Linked DNA regions of Homo sapiens: region 1 is linked to region 2. A link is an interaction called in ENCODE POLR2A ChIA-PET data of the cell type or tissue named here. Cell type or tissue: Caco-2. All regions are shown on one strand. Links, peaks and the distances in the headings refer to the core of each region. The heading gives the core; the rest is flanking DNA. Region 1 overlaps NUFIP2 (nuclear FMR1 interacting protein 2). Region 2 has its middle 46 kb from the start of TAOK1.

The links. ChIA-PET counts read pairs that join two places held together with the same protein. Peaks named below come from ENCODE experiments on the same cell type or tissue, not always from the same donor. Only the 100,000 strongest peaks of a DNase experiment are listed, where the experiment ranks them.
Region 1: POLR2A ChIA-PET joins it to region 2 with 7 read pairs; 15 of 35 experiments call an interaction of 5 or more read pairs at or near these places.

Annotation. Positions count from the first base shown.
Region 1 is chr17:29,278,716-29,289,521 of GRCh38, reverse strand. NUFIP2 (nuclear FMR1 interacting protein 2) reads left to right here. Exons shown (of 4, transcript NM_020772.3): 2 at 1,806-3,530. Among named protein-coding and RNA genes, the nearest start is that of NUFIP2, 10 kb to the left of the region's middle. In Caco-2, for the core only: a CTCF peak has its summit at 5,817 (motif pointing left); no DNase peak of the experiment used is centred there.
Region 2 is chr17:29,338,569-29,349,374 of GRCh38, reverse strand. It overlaps the pseudogene RPL35AP35. Among named protein-coding and RNA genes, the nearest start is that of TAOK1, 46 kb to the left of the region's middle. In Caco-2, for the core only: no CTCF peak of the experiment used is centred there; DNase peaks (open chromatin) are centred at 4,424, 4,744 and 5,004.

The DNA.
Region 1 (10,806 bases), core at 4,070-8,069, 61 kb after region 2:
CTCCCGGATTCAAGCCATTCTCCTGCCTCAGCCTCCCAAGTAGCTGGGATTACAGGCGTGCACCACCATGCCTGGCCAATTTTGTATTTTTAGTAGAGACGGGGTTTCACCATGTTGGTCAGGCTGGTCCTGAACTCCTGACCTCAAATGATCCACCCACCTTGGCCTCCCAAAGTGCTGGGATTATAGGCATTAGCCACTGCACCCGGCCTGTATATCTGTTTCTAATGACTTGACCTCAAGATGCTTTTATGAACATTTCATAAAAAGGTAGATAACTAATAGCACCATTTTGTTACAGTGGAAAACTATTTGAATCACCTATAATAGAATTGACTTTTTATGGTAGTTGAAGGTTTTTTTTTCTTTTCTTCTTGAAAGAGGGTCTCACTTTGTCACTCAAGCTAGAAGGCAGTTGTGCCATCTCAGTGCATGTTCACTGCAGCCTCGACCTCCTGGGTTCAAGCTATCCTCCTCCCTCAGCTCCCCCAGCTGGGAGTATAGGCACATGCCCCACGCCCAGCTAATTTTTGTATTTGTAGTAGAGACAGGGTTTCTCCATGTTGCCCAGGCTGGTCTTGAACTCCAGCAGTCTGCCTGCCTTGGCCCTCCCAAAGTGCTATGTTTACAGACATGATCCACTGGCAGTTGAAGACTTTTAATTAAACCTGAATACCATAACACTAAAAAATTGGATTCTTTTTATTGTTGTTTTGTTAGTAAATATTTTCTCATTGCATCTTTTGAGTCAAGGCAGTATTACATAGTGATAGGAAACCATGGATTGCAGATAGACTGGCGGTCAGATTTCCAGTTCTGTCACTTTGACTTGGGCAATTTACTTCATCTCTCTTAAAGTCTTTTTATCTAAATGTAAAATGAAGAAAGTATGTTTTATAAAGGTTGGAAACATTGGTACGTAGATATTTTGGTTTCACGTATTAACAATATCCAATATCTGGGAAATGTCAAAATGAAATTTAAGAATACTTTAGAAAAAGTTGACAAGTGTTAGATATTTGTCTGATAGATGCCTTGGAAACTGCTGATAGTGACTACCAGCTATTTATGGTTTTGTAGAAATGAAGTCTTTAATTTCCTTGTAATAATTACTGTTTCAATAAAACTTGATTTTTGCCCAGAGGGCATCTCTGCTCTGAATTGTAAAGAAAATTTTAGGCCGGGCGTGTGGCTCACGCCTGTAATCCTAGCACTTCGGGAGGCCGAGACGGGCGGATCACAAGGTCAGGAGATCGAGACCATCCTGGCTAACATGGTGAAATCCTGTCTCTACTAAAAATACAAAAAGAATTAGCCGAGCGTGGTGGTGGGCGCCTGTAGTCCCAGCTACTCTGGAGGCTGAGGCAGGAGAATGGCGTGAGCCCGGGAGGTGGAGCTTACAGTGAGCGGAGATAGCGCCACTGCACTCCAGCCTGGGCGACAGAGTGAGACTCCGTCTTGAAAAAAGAAAATTTTATAACAGCCTTGTGAGAGTGATGGGTAGATTGATTCTGTTAGATGAGAGGTATTTGGCATACTGCTTAAGAGGTCTTGTCTTCTCTGGCCTCAGACTTTGGTTTGAATCTTCGCTGAGTTCTACCTCTTGCTTTGCTTAGCAGTAGGTTGCATTTCCTAGTCTGTAAAATGGGGCTGACAGGTGTCTTCTCATAGAGATGTGAAATAATATAAAGCTACAGCTCATAGCATAGTGTCTAGCATACAGTAAATAGTTCTTAAATGTTAGGTATTAGTGTAATTTACATGTTGTGATTTTTTTTTTTAATCCTTTTTTTCCCCTCCCCTAGGCTATGGTGAACTAAACGGTAATGCTGGAGAAAGAGAAATATCTTTAAAGAACCTGAGTTCTGATGAAGCCACCAACCCTATTTCCAGGGTCCTCAATGGCAACCAGCAAGTTGTAGACACTAGCCTGAAGCAGACTGTAAAGGCCAACACCTTTGGGAAAGCAGGAATTAAAACCAAGAATTTCATTCAGAAAAACAGTATGGACAAAAAGAATGGGAAGTCTTATGAAAATAAATCTGGAGAGAATCAGTCTGTAGATAAGTCTGATACTATACCAATTCCAAATGGTGTGGTAACAAATAATTCTGGTTATATTACTAATGGTTATATGGGTAAAGGAGCAGATAATGATGGTAGTGGATCTGAGAGCGGATATACAACTCCTAAAAAAAGGAAAGCTAGGCGCAATAGTGCCAAGGGTTGTGAAAACCTTAATATAGTGCAGGACAAAATAATGCAACAAGAGACCAGTGTCCCAACCTTAAAACAGGGACTTGAAACTTTCAAGCCTGACTATAGTGAACAAAAGGGAAATCGAGTAGATGGTTCGAAGCCCATTTGGAAGTATGAAACTGGGCCTGGAGGAACAAGTCGAGGAAAACCTGCTGTGGGTGATATGCTTCGGAAAAGCTCAGATAGTAAACCTGGTGTGAGCAGCAAAAAGTTTGATGATCGGCCCAAAGGAAAGCATGCTTCAGCTGTTGCCTCCAAAGAGGACTCGTGGACCCTATTTAAACCACCCCCAGTTTTTCCAGTGGACAATAGCAGTGCTAAAATAGTTCCTAAAATAAGTTATGCAAGCAAAGTTAAGGAAAACCTCAACAAAACTATACAGAACTCTTCTGTGTCACCAACTTCATCTTCATCATCTTCATCATCTACCGGGGAAACTCAGACCCAATCATCAAGTCGCTTATCCCAGGTCCCTATGTCAGCGCTGAAATCTGTTACTTCTGCCAACTTTTCTAATGGGCCTGTTTTAGCAGGGACTGATGGAAATGTTTATCCTCCAGGGGGTCAGCCACTGCTAACTACTGCTGCTAATACTCTAACACCCATCTCTTCTGGGACAGATTCAGTTCTCCAGGACATGAGTCTAACTTCAGCAGCTGTTGAACAAATTAAGACTAGCCTTTTTATCTATCCTTCAAATATGCAAACTATGCTGTTGAGCACAGCACAAGTGGATCTGCCCTCTCAGACAGATCAGCAAAACCTGGGGGATATCTTCCAGAATCAGTGGGGTTTATCATTTATAAATGAGCCCAGTGCTGGCCCTGAGACTGTTACTGGGAAGTCATCAGAGCATAAAGTGATGGAGGTGACATTTCAAGGAGAATATCCTGCTACTTTGGTTTCACAGGGTGCTGAAATAATTCCCTCAGGAACTGAGCATCCTGTGTTTCCCAAGGCTTACGAGCTGGAGAAACGGACTAGTCCTCAAGTTCTGGGTAGCATTCTAAAATCTGGGACTACTAGTGAGAGTGGAGCCTTATCCTTGGAACCCAGTCATATAGGTGACCTGCAGAAAGCAGACACCAGTAGTCAAGGTGCTTTAGTGTTTCTCTCAAAGGACTACGAGATAGAAAGTCAAAATCCTCTGGCCTCTCCTACGAACACTTTGTTAGGCTCTGCCAAAGAACAGAGATACCAGAGAGGCCTAGAAAGGAATGATAGCTGGGGTTCTTTTGACCTGAGGGCTGCTATTGTATATCACACTAAAGGTAACTCATTTGTTTCCTATACAAAGATTTTTATTGGCCAATTTAGTATATTGTTTATATTAAGAGAATTTTAAGAGAATTAGTTGTTCATATTAAGAGTATTTTAAGAGAATGACAATGTGGATAAGCAGCTGGTGTCAAACTAATTCAGGGTCCTTGGAACTAGTATGATTAAAATTTAGAAGAAATGTTCACTTTTCCAACTTAAAAGGATTTTTAAAAATACAAACATAATTGACCTACCTGGTTCAAAGAACAGAAGTGAGGAGAACTTGCTTAAAGGTATTGATGTTATATTTTCTCTTGACTGAGTGCTTGAAAAAAAATTTTATTGAACATATGTTCTCCTTCCGTGGCTTTTTTGTCTTTGCTTTTTTGTTTTGTTTTGTGTTTTTTTTCTTTGAGATGGAGTCTCACTCTCTTGCCAGGCTGGAGTGCAGTGGCGTAATCCCGGCCCACTGCAACCTCCACCTCCCAGGTTCAAGTGATTCTCCTGCCTCAGCCTCCTGAGTAGCTGAGATTACAGGCACGCACCACCATGCCCGGCTAATTTTTGTATTTTTAGTAGAGACGGGGTTTCACCATGTTGGCCAGGATGGTCTTGACCTCTTGACCTTGTGATCCACCCACGGCCTCCCAAAGTGCTGGGATTACAGGTGTGAGCCACCACACCCATTTGCTTATTTGTTTTTGAGACAGAGTCTCACTCTCTCACCCAGGCTGGAGTGCAGTGGTGTGATCTTGGCTCACTGCAACCTCCGCCTCTTGGGTTCAGGTGATTCTCCTGCCTCAGCCTCCCGAGTAGCTGGGATTACAGCCATGCGCCACCACGCCCAGCTAATTTTTGTATTTTCAGTAGACACGGGTTTCCCCGTGTTGGCCAGGCTGATCTCAAACTTCTGACCTCGTGATCCGCCCGCCTCTGCTTCCCAAAGTGCTGTGATTACAGGTGTGAGCCACCGTGCCCAGCCTCTCCTTTGCTTTTTATATCATATGCGTCTTTAATAGTGAGCTCATTTAATAGTTCTAATTTGATTAAAATGAGTAGAAGCACTGTTTTTGAAGAGGAGACTGATAAGTCTTGGAGTAATGGATGCCAGTTTGTAACTGGAAAATAAGTTAGACAAATCACAGTGTCAAGTATGATTAGCATAGTTGAGACCAGGCTCTTGGGATTCTCCTTTTCATAGCCCTAAAGCCCAAGTTTAAAGGGAACCAGGTATCTTTCAAGTTTCACGCTAATAACTTTCTTTTCTTTTTTTTCTTTTTTTTTTTTTTTTTTTTTGAGATGGAGTCTTACTCTTGTCACCCAGGCTGGAGTGCAGTGGCGCAATCTTGACTCACTGCAACCTCCGCCTCCCGGGTTCAAGTGATTCTCCTGCCTCAGCCTCCCACGTAGCTGGGATTACAGGTGCCCACCACCACGCCTGGCTAATTTTTATATTTTTAGTAGAGATGAGGTTTCACCGTGTTGGCCAGGCTGGTCTCAAACTCCTGACCTCAGGTGATCCACCCACCTGGGTCTCCCAAAGTGCTGGGATTACAGGTGTGAGCCACCGTGCCAGGCCTCATGTTAATCACTTTCTTAGAATGTGGTTTGTTTGTGTCTTAAAGAAAAATTCGCTGTATGGCATAACTGTAATCTAAATCCTTAGAGCAAATAATGAGGTTTAACGATGATGTTTATATCCTTTTGCTTTTGAGAACAGTGGGTTTCAGTCTTCCCATCTTTCCTACCTCTTCCTCCTTTCTCTAACAGAAATGTATGCTCCATGCATGCATGTACACACTTAATACATAGTGCACATTCCCATTTTAACAGTGGCTCATTTAGGCAGTGACTTACAATTGCAGGGAAAGGGGACCATACCAGATTGTGGGAATTGGGTAATTACCATATTCTCTCTGGAAGAAATACTGCCTCAGGGATGAATAACAAAGTGATTTGTGACTTCTAAGCAAATTTCCTAGTCTGCATACGTTTCCTTATCTGCAAGCTGGAAGACATTGAGTATAATAAATAGATGTCCTTTTAATATCATTTTACTTCCTTAAAAATGGAAGTAGTAGAATTGCTTAATGGAAGTTTAGGAATCCTCACAGATAACATTTACCTGATTTCACTTATTCTCCAGCTCTGCTCTTTGAAGGTAAATACAGGAGTTGGTTGTTTTTAGCAATGTTAGGGCAAAAAGATAAATGCTTCGTTTTTTAAGACATGTGTTATACATTAGTTAACCTCTGCCAGGAGAGTTGGGTTTTTTGGTATTGTTTTCTGTGCCGTCTGCCCTCTAGAGACTATTACTGGAAAATGTTTACCGAAGTATTTTGCACTGGCGATCATTGTGTGAGCCTGAGAGGGTATCTGGTTGTGTTGTGTTCTCTTACCACCTCCAAAATATTCTGGGAGGCCCAGTGTGGTGGGTCATGACTGTAATCCCAGCACTTTGGGAGGCCGAAGTGGGAGGATCACTTGAGCTCAGGAATTTGAGACCAGCCTGGGCAACAATGTGTAGTCCCAGCTACTTGGGAGGCTTAGGAGGGAGGATCACTTGTCCCTGGGAGATCCAGGTCTGCAGTGAGCTATGTTTGCACCACTGCACTCAGGCCTGGGCAACAGAGTGAGACCGTGTCTCAAAACAAAACAACAAAATGTGTAGGATATGTTCCATTAGGTAACTGGTTAATAGTTCTTATGTACAATTTCTATTAGGTGGAATTGCAGGCCATTTTTAAATTGGAATGTTAACCTGAATTTACTCTTTATGCATTTTCCCTATCCATGGGCTAGCTGAATATGAAATCAGTGGTATTTATATAAGCTGAATACCCCTATATGGGTGCAGTTATATTTAGTTTTGCTGGTATTAATGAAAAAATTTGCTGTAGGTAAAGTGTCATCTTGAGTTCTGTATTTGGACATGATTGGAAATTAATCAGATTGGCATCAAAATTTTTACCCCTCTAGAACAATAAATAATACTCAGTTCAATTGGGTTCCAGAGTAGCAAGTTCTTTGAATTCCTGCCAAATGTTGATTGGTCCATTAGCAGTCCATTGGCCACTCATTTTTCTTTACTTGAATTATATTTGGAGATCTTTTATAAGTGAAGCCTTTTTTTTTTAAAGTTAACTCTAAAAGAAGTAATAATCAGTTGGGCTACTGGAATATCCTTTAAGAACATCTGTATTATTTTCTTTGTGCTTTAGTGTAGTTTTCAGATGTTCAGTAGTAATCTCTAAGTGAGTAGTTGAAGTTGGGCTTAGAATTGGAAGTTCTCTGCATTTCTCCTGACTTCAAAAATAAGCCCTTCAGCAACTTAATTTGGAAATAGTGGGTAAGAGAGTGCGTTATGTCACTTCTTTAAGAATGGTGCACTATTTATTTAACTTATATAAAGAAAGGTGTTTTTATTTTGTTTTTTGGTGGTTTTTTTTTTTTTTGAGATGGGGTCTTGCTCTGTTGCCCAGGCTGGAGTGCAGTGTCACAGTCTTGGCTCACTGCAACCTCCGCCCCCTGGGTTCAAGCGATTCTCCTGCCTCAGCCTCCTGAGTAGCTGGGATTACAGGTGCACGCCACCATGCCTGGCTAATTTTGTATTTTTAGTAGAGACAGGGTTTTACCGTGTTGGTCAGGCTGGTCTCCTGACCTCATGAGCCACCTGCCTTGGCCTCCCAAAGTGCTGGGATTACGGGTGTGAGCCACTGCACCCAACAAAGAAAGGTGTTTATTTGACTCAAGGTTTTGGCGGCTGGGAAGTCCAAGTGCATGGCGGCAGCTTCTGGCAAGGGCTTTTTTTAATACAGGAAGTTTTTAGATTAAGCAATTACTTGGAACCTTAAGCGTACTATGGATTTTTAAAAATTTGAGTGTTAAGTACAATTGAGGGTATGAAGTAAAGATACAATAGAGCATAAAAAGGGGATTTGTGCTGGGTGCGGTGGCTCACGCCTGTAATCCCAGCACTTTGGGAGGCCAAGGAGGGTGGATCACGAGGTCAGGAGATCGAGGCCATCCTGGCTAACAGTGAAACCCCATCTCTACTAAAAATACAAAAAATTAGCCGGGCGTGGTAGCAGGCACCTGTAGTCCCAGCTACTTGGGAGGCTGAGGCAGGAGAATGGCGTGAACCCGGGAGGTGGAAGTTGCAGTGAGCTGAGATCGTGCCACTGCACTCCAGCCTGGACGACAGAGCAAGGCTCCTTCTAAAAAAAAAAAGGGTGGGGGGTGGCGGGATTTGTGTGGATTCTAATTCCTTGTGTGGGATTTTCCTTTTAGCTGTTTTTTTTTTTTTTTTTTTTAAAGAGACAGGATCTCATTGTCACCCAGGCTGGAGTGCAGTGGCACTATCGTAGCTCATTGCAGCCTGGAACTGGGCTGAAGCTCTCCTCCTTCCTCAGCCTCCTGAGTAGCTAGTACTACAGGTGTATGCCACCATGCCTGGCCTCTTTTAGCTTTTTATATAATATGTTATGCCATTAACTTTTCTCTTTTTTTTTGAGACAGGGTGTTGCTGTGTTGTTGAGGCTGGAGTACAGTGGTGTGGTCATAGCTCACTGTAGCCTTGAGCTCCTGGGCTCAAGTGATCCTCCTGCCTCAGCCTCCTGAGTAGCTGGGACCACAGGTGTGCACCGCAATGCCCAGCTAATTTTTTTATTTTTATTTTTTTGAGATGGAGTCTCACACTGTCGCCCTGGCTGGCGTGCAGTGGCGTGATCTCGGCTCACTGCAACCTCCGCCTCTCAGGTTCAAGTGATTTCTCCTGCCTCAGCCTCCCTAGTAGCTGGGATTACAGGCATGAGCCACCGTGCCCGGCTGCCCAGCTAATTCTTGTATTTTTTATATATGTATATATACATATAGTGACGGTGTCTGTGTATTTTACCCAGGCTGGTCTTGAACTCCTGGCCTCAAGGGATCCTCCTGCCTCAGCCTCCCAAAGTGCTAGGATTACAGGTGTGGGCCACCATGCCTGTCCTAACTTTTCTTTTCCTTTCTTTTTTTTGGAGACGGAGCCTCACTCTGTCACCCAGGATGGAGTACAATGGTGCGATCTTGGCTCGCTGCAACCTCTGCCTCCTGGGTTCAAGCGATTCTGCCTCAGCCTCCCGAGTAACTGGGATTACAGGCATGTACCACCGTGCCCGGCTAATTTTTTTGTATTTTTAGTAGAGACGGGGTTTCGCCATGTTGGCCAGACTGGTCTTGAACTCTTGACCTCAAGTTCTCCGCCCACCTCCGCCTCCGAAAGTGCTGGGATTACAGGCATGAGCCACCACACCTGGCTGTGATGGCTCTTTTTTAAGAGACAGGGTCTCACCCTGTGACTCAGGCTGGAATGCAGTGGTATGATCCTAGCTCACTGCACCCTTGAACTCCTGGGCTTAAGGAATCCTCCCGCCTCAGCCTCCTGTGTAGCTGGGACCATAGGTTTGCGCTACCACCCATGTTGTCTGGGCTGGTCTGGAATTCCTGCCCTCAAGTGATCCTTCTGCTTCAGCCTCCTTAAGTATTGGGATTACAGGCATGAGCCACCATGCTTAGCTTGTGATGGCTCTTAGTGTACATACCTGGGACATATAACTGTGCCTTCTTAAAAGTAGTTATCTCAGAATGCTTAGCAAGCCTCTCTTTGACTTGACTTTAAAAGCTTTGAACACTAGATCCTAACTTTTTGAAGTAAACTTTTGATTTTGAAATGGTTGAAAGTCATTTGAAGCCAAGTCTTTGGAAATAATAATTGATATGAGTTGTGTGTTTGGTCACAGTGCCAATTTAAACTGGGTTGATCTGTCTTACATGGCTGTTATGGCACTGAAGGATATGAAGCATTTGAAATGCTGACATTTTGGAATATTCATTTAAAAATAGGCTGGGGCCGGACATGGCTCACACTTGTAATCCCAGCACGTTGGGAGGCTGAGGCGGGTGGATCACCTGAGGTCAGGAGTTTGAGACCAACCTGGCCAACATGACGAAACCCCATCTCTATGAAAATACAAAAATTAGCCAGGCATAGTGGTGCAGGCCTGTAGTCTCCGCTAATTGGGAGGCTGAGGTGGGAGAATCGCTTGAATCTGGGAGGTGGAAGTTGCAGTGGGCTGAGATCACACCACTGCACTCTATCCAGCCTAGGAGACACAGCAAGACTTCACCTCAAAAAATGAAAATAAAAATAGTCTGGGTACTGTGGCTCTTGCCTATAATCCTAGCATTTTTGAAGTGAGGCAGGAAAATCACTTGAGCTCAGGAGTTTGAGATCAGCCTGGGCAACATAGCAAGTCCTGATTTCTACAAAAAAATTTGAAGCATTAGCTGGGCATGGTGGCATGTGGAGGCTGAGATGGAGGATATCACCAAGCCCAAGAGGTCAAAGATGCAGTGAGCCATAATCGTGCTGTTGCACTCAAGGTTGTGCAACAGAGTGAGACCCTGTCTCAAAAACATACAACAGTTGGTATTAAGCAATTACTTACAGATCTGTGTTGAGGTAGATTAATATGGCACCAATTTGGGTAGACTGGAAGCCATTTTTCTGTTGACTAGAAGATCAGTTTCTTGGAATAGTGCAGGCAGAGGTATAATAAAGGTCTTCTGCTTTGTATTTTCAACCATGTAAATGATCTGAATTTTAAAAAAAATTTTTTAAAAAGCTTTTAGATTGGGAAAGGGCATAAGGGAACAGATAAGATTACATAACAAGATTTGGGAAACAGGATATGAAGAGACAAATTATGATTAATCCATAAAATTGACAAGGACTAGGTGTACAGTTTGGACATTGTTCAGAGAAGGATCTGAATATTAAATTTTCTCTTCTAAACACAATGTGAATAAGTATTTTCACGTTTACTGCATTTCATTGCAATTGCTTCCTGAATGCCTATTTGACATCACAGCTGTCTTTCTAATAATCTTATTAATGTGTGCCTGCAAATTTGACAGTTTTAAGATTTGCCTTGGTTTTAGCCCTGGTTGGATTCCCTAGATTTGGAAAGGGTACTTGTTTATGAGGATATAATGATGTGGGACATATAGTAATGAATATAACAAATAATTCCTAATATGGGATAAGGTCCCCTTTCTCCCAGTGAGAGAACTCATACTGGCTGTTTAGTACCCATACTGACTGCTTGATGTTTCATGATGTCTGCTTTATGAATACAGTAATAATATATTCACCTTGATACTGGTGAAAGATCACTTGTAAGGAATTTTTGGAAGTTAAAATTTAACTTCCAGATTTCACTAGCTTAAGTCCTGAGTGTGAGGGAA
Region 2 (10,806 bases), core at 2,762-6,761:
TTAGCAAATATGAAGCAGTATTTTAATGTATCACTCAAAACATCTGTGTTTAAATTTGAATCTAAGTTTGGGTGAAAGCAAAGTATAGAAAATGGAAAGAAATCCTTTATCTGTTGCAACCATTGAATTGACTTTGGGATATAGTGATTTCCATTTTATTAAGAGGAAATTATTTTTGAATAGATTTTATAAATCTGTATTTAAGACACGGCCTTTTTTTTTTTTTTTTTTTTTTGCTGGTTTTCCAATAAAGTGTGAAGTGGAGTGATGGCATGTTAAGAGTCTCAAGAATTCCAAAAATCACAGTTTAAAACTGTATCTTTGTATATAGCTAGTTGCAATGCAGACTTGTATTAAGAAACATGGTTATGGCCAGGTGTGGTGGCTTACACCTGTAATCCCAGCACTTTGGGAGGCCGAGGTGGGCCTGACTTGAGGTCAGGAGTTCGAAACCAGCCTGGCCAACATGGTGAAACCCTGTCTCTACTAAAAATACAAAAATTAGCTGGTGTGGTGGTGCATGCCTATAATCCTAGCTACTCAGGAGGCTGAGGCAGGAGAATCGCTTGAATCTGGGAGGTAGAGTTTGCAGTGAGCTGAAATTGCGCCACTGCACTCCAGCCTGGGTGACAGAGTGAGACTCCGTCTTAAAAAAAAAAAAAACAGAAACATGGTTACTATGGTTTTGTATACCAGAACTTATCTGTATCAGTTAGGACTGTATGTTACAAATGGTAGAAAATCCAACTAGAACTGATTTAACAGCAAAAACAACAACAACAAAAAAGACTTTATTATTGCTCATATGCCAGTGAAACAGTTTCTTGCTTCTTCTTGAAAGAAACTTGATCCAGGGTTCAAATGACATCTTCTTCCTTGGTGATGACTCCATTTCTGGGCAGGCTATCCTTTCATGGTGCCAAGCTGGCTGCTAATAGGTCCTGAAGCTATGTACTTCCATCCAGTAGAAAAGAGACTCAATTTCCCTGATAGCTGGAAAAAGTTCCAAAAATTTAATCTTATTAGCATTGAATATCCTTAGTTGGGTCATATGATTACGTTCCTGTTCCTGAACCAATCTGGGAGTGAGAGGAGTTAAAGGAATACGAGATATAGTGATTGGCTTAAGTTGTCATCCAAGAGTTGCATGTGTAGAGGAGGAAAGTGAAAGAGAAAGGGAGATGTATTTCGTCAACCATTACTTTAAAATATGCCTTCCATGGGAGAAATGCCATAATCATCAACCACAATATTTATGGAGCTCCTAATTTTAGAAACAGCTTGAAGATCATTAGACTGATTTTGACTGTGTCTCTTTGCTACAAGGAAATTTATTTATTTATTTATTTTATTTTTTAGAGATAGGATCTCACTCTGTCACCCAGGCTGGAGTGCAGTGATGCAATCATAGCCTCAAGGGATCCTCCCACCACAGTCTCCTGAGTAGCTGGAGCTACTCAGAACTAGAATATTAGGAGTGGAGCTGGAGCTGGTCTTGAAAACTGTACTCTGGTTTACAAGGAAGTTTATTAAGAAAAAAAGATTGGGAGGCTGAGGCGGGCCTCCCAGACATGTGAGGTCAGGAGTTTGAGACCAGCCTGGACAATATGGCGAAACCCTATCTCTACTAAAAAAACACAAAAATTGGGCCTGGCATGGTGGCTCACACCTGTAATCCCAGCACTTTGGGAGGCCGAAGCGGGCAGATCATGAGGTCAGGAGATCGAGATCATCCTGGCTAACATGGTGAAACCCCGTCTTTACTAAAAATACAAAAAATTAGCTGGGCATGGTGGCAGGCACTTGGAGTCCCAGCTACTTGGGAGGCTGAGGCAGGAGAATCGCTTGAACCCGGGAGGCAGAGGTTGCAGTGAGCTGAGATCGTGCCATTGCACTCCAGCCTGGGTGACAGAACGAGACTCCGTCTGAAAAAAAAAAAAAACCAAAAAACAAAAATTGGCAGGGTGCGGTGGCTCACACCTGTAATCCCAGAACTTTGGGAGGCTGAGGCGGGTGGATCACGAGGTCAGGAGTTCAAGACCAGCCTGGCCAAGATGGTGAAACCCCATCTCTACTAAAAATACAAAAATTAGGGGGGCACGGTGGCAGGTGCCTGTAATCTCAGCTACTCAGGAGGCTGAGGCAGGAGAATTGCTTGAACCCAGGTGGCAGAGGTTGCAGAGAGCTGAGATCACGCCACTGCACTCCAGTCTGGGTGATAGAATAGGACTCCATCTCAAAAAAAGAAAAAAAAATAGCCGGGCATTGTGGTGGGCGCCTGTAATCCCAGCTACTTGGGAGGCTGAGGCAGGAGAATCACTTGAACCTGGGAGGCAGAGGTTGCAGTGAGCCGAGATCATGCCATTGCACTCCAGCCTGGGTGACAAGAGCAAAACTCTGTCTCAAAAAAACAAAAAAAGAAGAAAACAAAGAGGGCTAGGTGCTGTAGCTCATACCTGTACCAGCACTTTGGGAGGCCAAGGCAGGAAAATCACTTGAGTCCAGGAGTTAGACCAGCCTGAGCAACACAGGGAGACCCCATCACTACAAAAGAAAAATGAGCTGGGTGTGGTGGCCCATGCCTGTAGTCCCAGATACTTGGGAGGCTGAGGATCACTTGAACCAGGGAGGTTGAGGTTGCAATGCGCTTTGATGGTGCCAGTGCCCTCCAGCCTGTGCGACAGAGTGAGACCTTGTCTCAAACAACAAAAAAACAACAAACAGGGGCCCAGGCGCAGTGGCTCATGCCTGTAATCCCAGCATTTTGGGAAGCCAAGGCGGGGGGATCACCTGAGGTCAGGATCAGCCTGGCCAACATGGTCAGACCAGCCTGGCCAGGTGAGACCAGCCTGGCCAACATGGCGAAACCCCATCTCTACTAAAAATACAAAAATTAGCCTGTCGTGGTGGCACCTGCCTGTAGTCCCAGCTACTCAGGAGGCTGAGGCACAAAAATCTGGGCTTGAACCCGGGAGGTGGAGGTTGCAGTGAGCCAAGATTGCGCCACTGCATTCCAGCCTGGGCAACAGAGCGAGATTCTGTCTCAAAAAAAAAAAAAAATCAAATCAAACTTTAACACTTTAACAGTTCAACAGGTCTGGGCCAACAATATCATCCTCCCCATAAAATCCTTCTAAATTCTAGGCTGGGCGTGGTGGCTCATGCCTGTAATCCCAGCACTTTGGGAGGTCAAGGTGCTTAAAAAATACTTCTAAATTCTAGTAATCCCAGCTACTCAGGAGGCTGAAGCAGGAGAATTCCTTGAACCCGGGAGATGGAGGTTGCGGTGAGCTGAGATTGCGCCATTGCACTCCAGCCTGGGCAGCCTTAATCACCTGCATGCCTTAAGGAAATCACTAAACCTTCTGAAGCTTTCTGTAAAATGAGGATGCTTAATTACCTCATCTCTAACACTATTAGCAAAATAAACATTAATTTTGAAATTTAATGTTTCTTTTTTTTTTTTTTTTGCGATGGAGTTTCGCTCTTGTTGCCCAGGCTGGAGTGCAATGGTGTGATCTCAGCTCACTGCAACCTCCGCCTCCCGGGTTCAAGTGATTCTCCTGCCTCAGCCTCCTGAGTAGCTGGTATTGCAGGCATGCGCCACCACCTCGGCTAATTTTTTTGTATTTTTAGTAGAGATGGGGTTTCTCCATGTTGATCAGGCTGGTCTCGAACTCTCGACCTCAGGTGATCCGCCTACCTCGGCTTCCCAAAGAGCTGGGATTACAGGCGTGAGCCACCGCGCCTGGCCAATTTAATGTTTCTTATACCACATACACTAATTTCAGACAAAAGCTGTGAAACAATAGAATGGTACTTTCTGTGTCTTATATACTTACTTTATAGATCACTGCACCTCCTAATATACACTATGCATTAATTTTGTCTTACATAACATACATGTTTCCCTATGCATTCCCTCATGTCCCCTGCATCTTGGGGATGAGAGATTATGTCATCATTCCTCAGATGCATTTCCAACCACTACACTATCCTCCTTTGCAGTCCATGCTTTCCTCATCTTACCTTTTATCTCTCCTGATCATTGTTTTGTATTGACTTCCAAGACTTGCCTCTACATTTGTTGCAAACTTCGATAATCTGGCTTTTTTTCAACCCGGCATCTGTCATCTTCTGAGTTGTGTAACTTTATTCATGTGGATGAGCCACCTAAGATTCTGTCCTCAACATTTTTTGGCTTATACCATCCCATTATCTTCACTCTTCTAACAATCTGAAATTCCTTATCGTTCCTTCTAGCTCTTTCATTTCCCCACTCCTAATACTCAAGTTCTTTAAGATTATGGAGCTATATATGTATATACACACATTTTTAAAGACAGAGTCTTGCTCCATCACCCAGGCTGAAGTGCAGTGGCGTGATCAGGGTTCACTGCAGCCTCGAGCTCCCAGGTGTAAGCGATTCTCCTACCTCTGCCTCTGGGGTAGCTGAGACTACAGGCACACACCACCACACCTGGCCATCAATCCCCCTCCTGCTTTTCTTTCCTTTTCTATGATGGAGTCCTCCATGGTCTGTGAAGCTCTACTCACAATTCCTTTCTGAGAAAAGTAGGCTGGGGTGGCCATGCTGTATGTTATATAATTGTTAGGGAAACAGGAGTATCAGAGAGCAAGGTTGACACCATTTTAAAATATACTCCATCTTAAAGCTAGCAAGGCACATTCCTCACCAGTTCATGACCCATGGTCACAAGATGTTTACGGCTAAGAAAGCAGCTTAATAATGCCTGCAAGGACAAACTCCTGCAACCACAGAATGTCCAGATGCCCCGATATCACATAACAATATATGCTTTTAAGATGATTATAGTCATGCTTTGATGTACTTACGCACTAAAATGCCAAGGATAACTATCTTTAAATCAACAAAGTAATAAATGTTGTCATGCTGTCAGCCTACCTGCATGTAGACATAGCTTAGCTTTTACATAGATAAGACCTCTATATAAGAAGAGTTTAAAACAAAGCGGCCGGCGCGGTAGCTCATATCTGTAATCCCAGCAGTTTGGGAGGCTGAGGCGGGCAGATCACCTGAGGTCGGGAGTTTGAGACCAGCCTGACCAACATGGAGAAACTCTGTCTCTATTAAAAATATAAAATTAGCCGGGCATGGTGGCGCATGCCTGTAATCCCAGCTACTCAGGAGGCTGAAGCAGGAGAATTGCTTGAACCCGGGAGGCGGAGGTTACGGTGAGCTGAGATCGCGTCATTGCACTCCAGCCTGGGCAACAGGAGCGAAACTCTGTCTCAAAAACAAAACAAAACAAAACAAAGACAGTGCTCATTCCTCCGCTTGCTTTCTAAGGATGCCCTACTCTGTAACTGAGTAGCTTTCTATAAATTATCTCTTCTTGCTGCACTCTGTGACTTGCCTTGAATTCCTTTCTGCATGAGATCCAAGAACCCCTCTTTTAGGGTCTGGGTTGGGACCTTTTTCCAGCATCATCATTGTGTTACCCTGGTTGTGGCTGATTAGATCAGAAATCTATAAAATAGCAGAAGATAAACATTTATAGGCTAAACATAAGGGAAGACCAGAAGTCTTTAATGTGGTCCATATTGGATGAACCTAACTGACTCAATAAGTCCTCTTTTGGGGGAATTTGGATGCAAGTCACAGAAAAATTAATACAAACAGGGAGAAGTAGTAAGTATGTGCAGAAGAGGAGAGAGAGAAACTAGGCAGTAAGAAGCTGAGTTATGAATATGGGAGAATTCCCGGAAAAAGGAGTAAATGGGCATTTACTTCTGAGAGAGTAGAAGCAAACCAGATGATTAGAGCTGACATTAGGGTGAAATTCTATTCAATAGACTAGAACATCTATTGCATCCTATTCTAGGCATGTTTTCGTTTCTCCCTGATGCCTGTCTGTGGAACAAGTTTCCTGGGCTTCCTGCCTTCTACTTCAGTGCCATTATCTTCTACCTCAGACTTTGTGATAACCTGAACTAAGGGTATCTCTGCTTCTTGCCAACTGAAAGAGACTAATGTCCCATCCAGTAATTGATCAGCTCAATTCTTCTTTTGCCAGCACTGTCAACTCTCTCTCTTCCTTGTCCTTCTATTGCAACTGCCTCATAAACTTCCAATTCCAGATGAATCTATCCCTCAATCTCCTCTGCTACTTCATCTGGGCTACTGAAATTTAGTAGGAAAAGGCTGGGCGCGGTGGCTCACGCCTGTAATCCCAGCACTTTGGGAGGCCAAGGTGAGCGGATCACGAGGTCAGGAGATCAAGACCATCCTGGCTAACACAGTGAAACCCCGTCTCTACTAAAAATACAAAAAGTTAGCCGAGCGCGGTGGTGGGCGTCTGTAGTCCCAGCTACTTGGGAGGCTGAGGCAGTAGAATGGTGTGAACCCGGGAGTCAGAGCTTGCAGTGAGCCAAGATCGCGCCACTGCACTCCAGCCTGGGCGACAGAGCGAGACTCCGTCTCAAAAAAAAACAAGAAAGAAATTTAGTAGGAAAAAAATAACATCGCTTTTTGGATTCATACTACCATAAACATATCTGTTCTCATCTGGATACTCCATGGCAAGCAGCAATTCTTACAACATTTTCCTATTCATTTTTGGTTTCTCATTTCCTGAAAAAGTATTCTAAATATTCGCCACTCTACTCAAGTCCCCTAAGTCTCCCACACACCTCCTTCCAGCAAAACTTTATCTTCTACTTCATAAAGAAAGTAGAGGGCCGGGTGCAGTGGCTCATGCCTGTAGTCTCAGCATTTGGGAAGCCACAGCGGGAAGATCGCTTGAGCCCAGGAAGATCGCTCGAGAGCAGCCTGGCCAACACAGTGAGACCTTGTCTCTACAAAAAATAGCCAGGTGTTGTGGCGCTTGTAGTCCCAGCTACTCCAGAGGCCAAGGTGGGAGAATCACTTGAGCCCCAGGATGTCTTATATCCTGCAACTAGAATCACTACAGTAAGCCCAGATTATGCCACTGCACTTCCACCCGGGTGACAGAGTGAGACCTTCTCAAAAAAAAAAAAAAGAAAAAAGAAAAAAGGAAGTAGAGACCACTAGACTCTAAGTTTTTTTTTATTTTTGGCAGAGTTTTGCTCTGTTACCCAGGCTGGAATGCAGTGGCACGATCTCTGCTCACTGCAACCTCTGCCTCCTGGGTTTTAGCGATTCTCCTGCCTCAGCCTCCTGAGTAGCTGGAATTACATGCGCATGCCAACATGCCTGGCTAATTTTTTGTATTTTTAGTAGAGGCAAGGTTTCACCATGTTGGCCAGGCTGGTCTCAAACTCCTGACCTCAAGTGATCTGCCTGCCTCGGTCTCCCAAAGTGCTGGGATTACAAGAGTGAACCACCATGCCTGGCCAGACTCTAAGTTCTGAGAGAGCAAGCGCTTTATCTCATTCATCTCTGAATCTCTAGCACTGGGCTTAGGGCTTGACACATAAATGTTGCCCAATAATCATTTGCTGGATGAATAACATGTTACATCAGTCAGGGATTCCCTCAACTTCTTGCCCTGCCTCTGAACAAATTATCTCTGTCTTACCAGCAGTCTCCATCTTTCTCCCTAGTCTCAAAGGAAAAAGAGTCCTGCCTTCTCTCCAAGCCTATCCATAAGTGCTCTAGAACACATCCTGGTTTGTATTCCAGGCATCATCCCTCCATCCATTTTCAATCTTCTACCTGTCCTCCACCTCCCCTCCCTACTCTTCGCTCCTCTCCACCCTCTTCCCTTCCCCATCCTACCACCCTCCCCCTCTACTTTTCTGCCAGGGCTCTTTCTGGTCTCTATTCTTTTCCATTGATCTATTTGTCTATTTTCTCAGCAATACTACACTGTTTTGATTACTGTAGCTTTATAGTAAGTCTTGAAGTCAGGTAATATCAGTCCTCTGACCTTGTCAGTCTTCTAACTTTGCCTTCTCCTTCAGTATTGTGTTGGCTATAGAATTAGTTTGTTGATATCCATATAATCATTTGCTGGAATTTCGATTGGGATTGTATTGAAATCTATAAATCAAGTTGTGAAGAACTGATGTCTTGATAATTGAGTTTTTCTACCCACAATCATTGAATATCTCCCTATTTATTTGGTTCTTCTTTGATTTTTTAAAATCAGAGTTTTTAGTTTTCCTCATAGATCTTAAACATATTTTGTTAGATTTAAATCAAAATATAGGCCAGGTGCAGTGGTTCATGCCTGTAATCCCAGCACTTTGGGAGGCCAAGGCGGGTGGATTGCTTGAGGTTAGGTGTTGGAGACCAGCCTGACCAACATGGTGAAACCCTGTCTGTACTAAAAATACAAAAAAAAATTAGCCAGGTGTGGTGGCAGGTGCCTGTAATCCCAGCTACTCGGGTGGTTGAGGCAGAAGAATCATTTGATCCCAGGAGGCAGAGATTGTAGTGAGCCAAGATTGCACCACTGCACTCCAGCCTGGGCAACAGAGCAAGACTCTGTCTCAAAAAATATATATATTTATATCAAAATATTTCATTTTGGTTTTTCCTGCCATCTTGGATCCTGCTGGGAACAAGACTTCTAAAAGAAAATATGTCTGGAAGCTGTGGTCCAAGGCCATTTTTGCTGGCTATAAGCAGGGTCTCCGGAACAGAGAGCACACAACTTTCCTTAAAATTGACGGTGTTTATGCCCGAGATGAAACAGAATTCTATTTGGGCAAGAGATGTGCTTATGTATACAAAGCAAAGAACAACAAAGTGACTCCTGGCGGCAATCAAACAAAACCAGAGTAATCTGGGGAAAGGTAACTCTGGCCCACAGAAACAGTGGCATGGCTTGTGCCAAATTCCGAAGCAATCTTCCTGCTAAGGCTATTGGACACAGAATCCAAGTGATGCTGTACCCTCATGCTGTACCCCTCAAGGATTTAAACTAATGAAAAGTCAATAAATAAAAGTGGATTTGTGCTCTTGTAAAAAAGCATTTCAGGCCGGGCTCAGTGGCTCACACCTGTAATCCCTGCACTTTGGGAGGCTGAGGCGGGTGGATCTGACCAACATGGTGAAACCCCGTCTCTACTAAAAATATGAAATTAGCCAGGTGTCGTGGCACATGCCTGTAATCCCAGCTACTTGGGAGGCTGAGGCAGGAGAATTGCTTGAGCCCAGGAGGCAGAGGTTGCAGTGAGCTGAGATCATGCCAATGCACTCCAGCCTGGGCAACAAGAGTGAAACTCCACATGAGAAAAAAAAAATCATTTTGGAGGGTGCCTAATGTAAATGAAATTGTGCTTGCTATCTTTTTTTTCTTTCTTTCTTTCTTTCTTTTTTTTTTTTGAGATGGAGTCTTGCTCACTTGTTCATTACTGAGATATAGGAAAGTCATTGGCTTTTTTTTTTTTTTTTTTTTTTTTTTGAGATGGGGGTCCCACTCTGTTGCCCAGGCTGGAATGCAATGGTGTTATCTCAGCTCACTGCAACCTTCGCCTCCCAGGCTCAAGCGATCCTCCTGCTTTAGTCTCCCAAGAAGCTGGGACTATAGGCATGCACTACCACATCCAGCTAATTTTTGTATATTTTGTAGAGACGAGATTTCACCATGTTGCCCAGGTTGGTCTCAAACTCCTGGACTCAAGTGATCTGTGCTCCTCAGTCTCCCAAAGTGCTGGGATTACAGGCATGAGCCACTCCATGGAGCCTACTGCAGCCTTGAATTCCTGGGCTCAAGTGATCCTCCTGCCTCTGCCTCCCGCGTAGCTGTGACTACAGGCTCGTGCCACCGCAACTGGCTGACTTTTGTATACTAACCTTGCATTCTGCAACTATCATCACTTGCTATAATTGCTTATTAGTTCCAAGTGTTTCTTTTGTCATTTCCAGTTTTCTACATAATCATGTCATCTGTGACAAAGATGATTTTATTTCATCCTTCTCTTTACTATGTTTTAATGAGGTTGTCTTTTATTATCGAGTTTTAAGATTCTTTAGATATTTTAAATATAAATCCCTTTTAACATATATGATTTGCACGGCCGGGTGCAGTGGCTCATGCCTGTAATCCCAGCACTTTGGAAGGCTGAGGCGGGCGGATCACCTGAGGCCAGGAATTCGAGACCAGCCTGGCCAACGTGAGGAAACCCTATCTCTACTAAAGATACAAAAATTAGCCAAGTGTGGTAATGCATGATTGTAATTCCAGCTACACAGGCAGCTGAGGAGAATCGCTTGAACCGGGGAGGTGGAGGTTGCAGTGAGCTGAGATTGCACCACTGCACTCTGGCCTGGGCAATAGGGTAAGACTCTATCTCAAAAAAAAAAAAAAAAAAAAAGATATCTGATTTGCAAATATTTTCTCCTATCTTGAGAGGTGTCTTTACTTTCTGGATGCCTTTCATCGAAGAACAAAAGTTTTTAATTTTGATGAAATTCACTTTATTTATTTTATTTTGCTGCTTTGTGCTTTTAGTTTCGTATCTAAGAAGATTTTAACTAACTCAAGTTCCCAAAGACATATTTCTATATTTTCTTCTAAGATTTTTATTGTTTTAGCTCTTACATTTAGGTCTGTGGTCTATTTTGAGTTAATTTTTGTGTGTAGTGTTGGAAAAGGGTCCAATTTTTTTCTTTTATATGTGGATATCTAGTTGTCCTAGCACCATTTGTTGGAAAGATTTTTCTTTTCCCCATTGAATCATCTTGGCACATTTGTTGAAAAGCAATTGACCATAAATGCGAGTTTATTTCTGTACTCATAAGAACTGATCATACTTTTTTTTTTTTTGAGACAGAGTCTCACTCTGTCACCCAGGCTGGAGTGCAGCAGCGCGATCTCGGCTCACTGCAAC